Regions from separate parts of the Homo sapiens genome. Here region 1 is linked to region 2. A link is a contact called in ENCODE Hi-C or POLR2A ChIA-PET data. All regions are on one chromosome and are shown on one strand. Each heading gives the region's core, a stretch centred on a gene start or an enhancer-like site at or near the end of the contact. The rest is flanking DNA. Distances are from core to core; before and after follow the strand shown. Region 1 overlaps EPCAM-DT (EPCAM divergent transcript). Region 2 overlaps LOC124907762 (a long non-coding RNA gene).

The links. Hi-C counts contacts between places; a loop is a spot of excess contacts on that map. ChIA-PET counts read pairs that join two places held with the same protein, here RNA polymerase II (POLR2A).
Region 1: a map of HepG2 shows a loop between it and region 2 (17-fold over the local background). The contact joins two enhancer-like sites. A Hi-C loop is called at or near these places in 1 of 168 maps with a recorded cell type or tissue (HepG2). POLR2A ChIA-PET finds 5 or more read pairs at or near these places in 1 of 52 experiments (A549).

What each region holds. Positions count from the first base shown.
Region 1 is chr2:47,299,432-47,302,865 of GRCh38, forward strand. All of the region lies in intron 3 of EPCAM-DT (EPCAM divergent transcript), which reads right to left. Among named protein-coding and RNA genes, the nearest start is that of BCYRN1, 34 kb to the right of the region's middle. Within about 2 kb of position 1,365, at least 6 of the 41 ENCODE cell types and tissues checked have a DNase peak (open chromatin) inside an H3K27ac peak, as active enhancers do.
Region 2 is chr2:46,407,446-46,410,855 of GRCh38, forward strand. LOC124907762 (a long non-coding RNA gene) reads right to left here. Exons shown (of 2, transcript XR_007086306.1): 1 at 1,964-3,410. Among named protein-coding and RNA genes, the nearest start is that of LINC01820, 15 kb to the left of the region's middle. RefSeq lists an enhancer at 1,421-1,995. Within about 2 kb of position 1,811, at least 21 of the 41 ENCODE cell types and tissues checked have a DNase peak (open chromatin) inside an H3K27ac peak, as active enhancers do.

The sequences.
Region 1 (3,434 bases), core at 115-2,614, 890 kb after region 2:
GCCATTGCACTATAGCCTGGGCGACAGAGCAAGACTTCATCTCAAAAAAAAAAAAAAATTAGCCAGGTGTGGTGGCGCACACCTGTAATCCCAGCTACTCAGGAGGCTGAGGCAGGAGAATTGCTTGAACCCGGGAGCCGGAGGTTGCAGTGAGCCGAGATCTCACCACTGAACTTCAGCCTGGGCGACAGAGCAAGATTCTCTCTCAGGACAAAAAAAAAAAAAAAAAAAAAAAAAAGATTGCTGTAGATGTTGAAGTGTAAATCCTATGACTAATGGATTGAGCACAGATATGCAAAGTCATTGCAAGAGCCTCAGCTGGCCAGCAGGACTTGACTGCAACCTGATTTAAAGTATTAACATACCTAGGGCCGGGCTCAGTGGTTTGGTGGCTCATGCCTGTAATCCCAACACTTTCGGAGGCTGACGTGGGCAGATTACTTGAGGCCAGGAGTTCCAGATCAGCCTGGCCAACATGGCAAAACCCCGTCTCTACTAAAAATATAAAAATCTGCCGGACATAGTGGTGCACATCTGTAATCCCAGCTATTTGGGAAGGCTGAGGCACAAGAATCGTTTGAACCAGGGAGGCAGAGGTTGCGGTGAGCCAAGATCACACCACTGCACTCCAGCCTGGGTGACAGAGCAATACCCTGTCTCAAAAAAAAAATTTTTTTAAATAAGGTATTAACATATCTAAAGAAAGAATGTGTCACTTGGAAGAACTGCTGAGATTTCCCCTCCCAAATAATTACTGTGCTCCCCTATTGCTTGTCTATAAAGCAGACTTCCCATGGATGTTTATAAGTTTGAATTGGAATGAAATTGAGCAATATCACCACTTATTGAACACCAGATGTCAGACATTGTGCTAAAGGTCTTTAGTACATTATCTTGAGTCTCGCAATAGCCTGAAGTCAGTATTATTAACCCATATAACAAATTTTAGAGGGACAGTGTGTTTCCCAAGTGATAACCCAGGCTATCTGGTGGTAGAGCTAAGATCAGCCCTTGGAACCCAAGTTCCTATCCTTTATCTTGCCATATTCCAGTCTCTGTTCCAGGTATCCTTCACCCAGAACTTGAGTGGTTTGCCTGGGTTCCCTTGATCCTTCACCCAGAACTTGAGTGGTTTGCATGGGTTCCCTTGCTGAGACTTTTGCTCACTGTGACAATGAACCAGAGAAGTAGGAAATAAGCCCCCGCTCACCTGCCTCCCTTTTGGGTGACCCACAAGAACATAAATCTTGCAGGGTCTTTAGCATCCAAGATGCCTAAAAGCTAGGTGGTGTCAAACCTGTCATCCAAAAGACCACCAGGATGGCTAAATAGTGGAAAGGAGAGCTTTATTGGTGATACTGGTTTGCAACCCAGAAAGAGGAAGTCTCCAGTGTGGACAGAAGGTCCTGTCTCTTTGAAGTGAGGAAGGAAGCTTGGGTTTCTTGCTTCACAGGGCGTGTATCACACAACAGAGTCATACATATTCATCAGGTTTTGGGGAAAAGCTATACATAATTATGAAGGGAGCCTAGCGCATGGATGATGGATAAGCATATAGGTAACATATATTCCATGTTCACTTTGGGCAGGGTTTTGGCATAAAAATCAGATGGAATTTGGTGCTTTATGTGAAAAGGTGAACTAAAGCACACAAAGACAGTTTGTGTGCAGCTTCTGTAAGCTGGCTGAAACTGGCTTAAGGCTTAAGGTCTGAAGTAGCTTATTCAGGAAAGAATCTTTGTAAGGCTGGTCTGCTGTGCAGTCAGGGCTGTAGTGGTTTGGATTGTAAATCTGAGTTAGGAGAGGGCTGATATCTCTTATTGTTAGGGAGTTTAGAGCCTCAGGAATTTAGCAATTTGCCATGCTAGCTGGGTCCTGAACCCTCCACCAGTAGATAGACCCGTAGGTAACTTTGTTTCCTTAACCTTAGAACCTGTCTTAGTTGATAAAAGTGTGTCTATTTTGGTCTTCCAGATCGCAAACCCAAGCATTACTGCGGTGAAGCTAGAAAGCCCCTGTCTGAGCTGTTTCTGCAACTGACTGCCTGGGTGGTACAGGGGAAATAGTTAAACCTCCCTGAAGCTAATTTTCTCATTTTAAAATAAGAGCAGGCTGGACACAGTGGCTTATGCTTATAGTCCCAGTACTTTGGGAGGCCAAGGCAGGAGGATCACTTGAGGCCAGGAGTTTAAGACCAGCCTGGGCAACATAACAAGATCTTGACTCTATAGAAAATTCTTCAAATTAAAAATTAAATTAAAATGAGAGCAATAGACTAGATCGCTTCCCAGCACTACCATTCTGGGATTCTGTAGTTCAGTGAAAAAGATCAAAGTCTCCATAGAGGTAGAGGTTGCAAGGAGAGAGGCTGAATCCTCACTAAAGTTTTTCCAGTTCCAGTGATGGAGCTATTTTTAGATTTGATCAGGTTCTCTCATGCATGTTGCATATTGTAGGACGGTTTTCTGGGTCAACCTTTCTCAAGTAAACTGTCACTTAATCTCTGGCCAGGACAGTTGCCCCGATAGAGTAACAGCTTTTCCCACACTAGCACTGGCTATTTTGAGATTGCTTTGCCCCAGGTATGTGACTGGACTTCAAAGAACCGTGATGTAGGGGTCCACACATCCTTGGCTTGAAAGGGGTATCCTGGAGGGCGTAGTTCTAGTCTATCATATGTGGAGTTTCTCCTCTGTCTTCTAAACATGCGTTCATTCAGTAGTTCTTTTCTTGAGTGCCTACTTTGTGTTAGGAACTTAGAATAAAATGGTGAGCAAAAATACGCAGGACCCTTACCATCAAGAAACTTTCAGTCTATCAGGGTAAAAGACATTAATCAAGTAATCATACACATTTTTTATTGCTAGTGTAAGAAGTGCTATAAAGGAAAAGTATAGGATGCCCGAAGAGTCTCTAACTGGGAGGTCAGAGAAGGCTTCCTTGGGGAGCTGCCGTTTGAACTAGTTTGAAGGATAAGGAGTAGTTATATAAATGCCAGGGGAAAGGAAAAGCATTCTTGGCAAGGGAAAGGTTATGGGCAGAGGTCTGGCAGGAGGAATCATGAAACTAAAAGGAACCATGGCCAAGCGCAGTGGCTCACGCCTGTAATCCCAGCTCTTTGGGAGGCTGAGGCAGCTGGATGACGAGGTCAAGGGACTGAGACCATCCTAGCCAACGTGGTGAAACCCCATCTCTACTAAAAATACAAAAATTGGCTGGACGCAGTGGCTCATGCCTGTAATCCTAGCACTTTGGGAGGCCGAGGCAGGAGGATCACCTGAGGTTGGGAGTTTGAGACCACCCTGACCAACATAGAGGAAACCCCATCTCTACTAAAAATACAAAATTAGGCAAGCGTGGTGGCACATGCCTGTAATCCCAGCTACTCCAGAGGCTGAGGCAGGAGAATCGCTTGAATCTGGGAGGTGGAGGTT
Region 2 (3,410 bases), core at 561-3,060:
AAGCACTGTGACTAACACATGTTGTGGCAAAGCAACAGTAGTCACCAGCACCAAAGGGGAGGCACCAAACAGTGCCTGGGGAGGCCAGGTGGGCATCAGTGGGAGGGCAGTGCCTACGAGGGGCTTGAGACATAGCGTAGCAGTCAGGCGCAGGTTCTAGCACTGGCTGCATGGGTTTGCACCCAGGCTCTGCCAGTTACTAATTCTATGAGCTTGGTCAACTTACCAACCTCTCTGTGCCTCAGTTTCCTCATTTATAAATGGTACCCACTTCAAGAGGTTGTTGAAAAGATTATATGAATACATGTAAATCACAGTTAGTACAGTGTCTGGCTACTGGGTCTGTAAATGTATTTAAGATTGTCTTTCATGCAATTTACCTAACAAATGTGCACATGTACCCTACACCTAAAAGTCAAAAGAATTTAAATTTAAATTTAAAAAAGATTATTGTCTTGATGGCAAAGCAGGCATCTAGCAGGTAAAGAAGGATACAGGAAAGGTGTAAAGCAGAAAGCAGGAACAGCACGAACAAAGGCAAGGAGACGGAAGCGTGGGCCGTGGTTTGGCATGGCTGCTACAGGGGAGTGTGTGGTGAGAATTAAGCCAGAAGGGTGAGCAAAGCCCAGGTCTCGCCAGGCTGCGCACACCTTGGAGGTTGTGGACTTGATTCTGGAGTTGATAGCGAGCTCCTCCGCCTTTTTGTAATGATCGGATTGGGCCGTTGTATTAGGATTGTATCAGATTTGGGGACTGCATCATGCAGCTGGCTCAGGAGCTAGGAACTCACTACTACAGAAAAGAGAGAAAGAGGCCCTAAACTAACACAGGGCCGCAGGAATGCAGAGGCAGCAAGGACTGCGGCCTAGAGATGACTAGATATGGGCACGGGCAGGACACAGGGTGGCCTGGGTGAACCACTGAGCCACAAACCAGGACCGGGGAGACTGCAGCATGAGCAGGTTTGGGGCTGGAGAAGAGAGACAATAAAATAATAGGTGCTAGGCCAAGATCTAGGAACTTTATATGAATTATTTCATTTAAATCCCACATGGGGGGACCTTTGAGAAGGGCACAGCTATTATCCATATCTATAGATGAGAAAACTGAAGCGTAGTGTGATTGAAAACCCTGTAAGAATCAGAGCTGTGATGTGGTTTTCAGAGCCTGCATCCTCATTTCTGGGCCCCACGCTGACTTGGAGACACCTGAGGGCAGAGGCTGGGCATCTGGGGCTGGGCAGAGGCTGGGCATCTGGGGCTAGGCAGAGAGGCCTGGGCTGGAAGCTCTCTGTCGAGCCACAGGAGAGATAAGACTGAGATTGGCAGGGAGTGTGAGAGAGTGAGGAAGAAGGCAAGGCCGGACCACGAAGAAAGGGGCTGTCACAGAGGGTGATGGGTAGGCAGAAGTCCAGCCAGCCAGGAACCCATCCCAACCCCGGGATCCAGCAGGAGCCTTCCTCAGCCCTCTCCCCAGCCCACAGGGAAGGAGTCCAGCCCTAAAACTTGGCCTTTTGCCTACCTGCCCTGCCCACAGAGCACACACAGGCGGCCTGGCCCTCCTCCCGCGCCTAGAGCTGGTTGCACAACCACCTGAGCTGGTGAGGCAAGGATAGCGTTCCCTTCCTCCCCAAGAGGAGTCCAGAGGCAAGGGTTAAAAGGATTAGGCTCAGCTTTGGGAAACAAAACCAACTCTAAGTGGAAAAACACCAGCCCTCGCTGGGCTATTGTGAGGCGCAGTCATGGTTCCCAGTCCATATGTGGACAGGGCCTAGGATCTGTTGACAAAAGTGACTCAGGCGTTTACCTCAGGCCCAACGCCCGCTGGCCCAGGTCCCGTCTGGGTGTGTCATTGGCTCAAGTGAGGTCCCATGAATACACACACACACACACACACACACACACACACACACACACACACTCTGGAGCCAACTCTCTGAGTTACCCAATCCCAGCCAATTCACCTGAAGCACCTGGCATTTCTTTCATCACCCAACAGGTCATTGTGCTGAGCTGTCAGTGCAGAGGAGGCTTAGCTGGCTCCATCATTCACATCACAAGCTTCATAAATTCCTGAGGAGAGTGCCAAAGGCCGAGATTGCTGCAGCACTTTCACTGGGGGAAGAGGAGAGGCTAAGCAGGCAGGTGGTCAGGGAGAGCCAACAGAGGGAGAAATTCCAGCCTCCGCTTACTCCCCCTCTGTCACTTGGTTCCACCACATGTAGCGGCAGTGTCTGGCCCCAGTGTGCTGAGAGAAAAAAGAGAAAACACACACAGAGAAGTGGGGATCACAGAACATGGAATGTGTGTCCTCAAGGGCCCTTCCAGACCTTTAATTAGTGTGGCTCTCTCATTTACAGATGAAGAAACCATTTGTCAGACATTCAGCGGGTGAAGGACAAACAAGAGACAGAATCCAGGGCCTTCAACGTCCTCTCAGTGCTCTTGCCCCTACATCACACAGACTCCAGACAAGCAGGACTGGAAGAGGCTAAGATGACCACGAGCCTGACCCCACACCTGCTACTGGAGAGACCCACAGCCTCCTCATCTGGGCTCTTCTGGCCACATGGCACAGCCTGGTGGGGTAGGTTTTACTCATTGTGGCATCTCTGGTACCTGGGGCACAGTAGGTTCTCAGAAAATGTTGCATGAGTTAATCTAATGGAATACCAGTTTATCCCATATGGAAGTATGCTAGCCGCTTTTTTGGAAGCCACGAGAAATTTAAAGCAGACTTTAAAAAAAAAAATCATGTATCACTTCGCTTCAGCCTGACAAGATTTTTTCTGGCTGGACAAGAATTCTTGACAAACCTGCATTTAGGCAGGTAAGTTCCCCTTGTGGCATACCTGAATTGCTCTCTCTCTCTCCCGCAAGCAGGTGCCCAGGAAGCAGGAGATGGAGGTAGGTGAGACAAGGCTTTCCCAGCTAGCCGTGGTGGTGGGAACACCATGATCAGCTTCCCCACGACATACCCAGCAAACAGGAATCTTAATGAAACTACCAGAGCTGCCCGAGGCACATGCCCTGCTCCTCTCATCTTTGGCACAGCTGAGCATGTGTTGGCCAATAGCCTATGCTGTACCCAGAACGGGTGCCCAGGATCAAGTGGAACCTTCCTGGTCAGCTGGGAAGACAAATGCTGAGAACGTTTCTTTACCAAACATTCCTGAGTACCTCTTCAGGGCCAGCCCTGATCCAGGCCCTGAGGATACAGATGTGAAGGTATATAGGCCTGCTTCTGCTCTCATGGGGCTCAGAACCCTTCTTACTGTTCCAGAAACACAAGGGCAGCTGTGTTGATGTAGCCACGCTGGCCCCATTAGATGAAGTTGGACAGAGGGATGGATGAATGAATGCACGTGGTGAAGAGGGGAGGTTCAGGGCCTTGCTGAAAAAGATGAATAT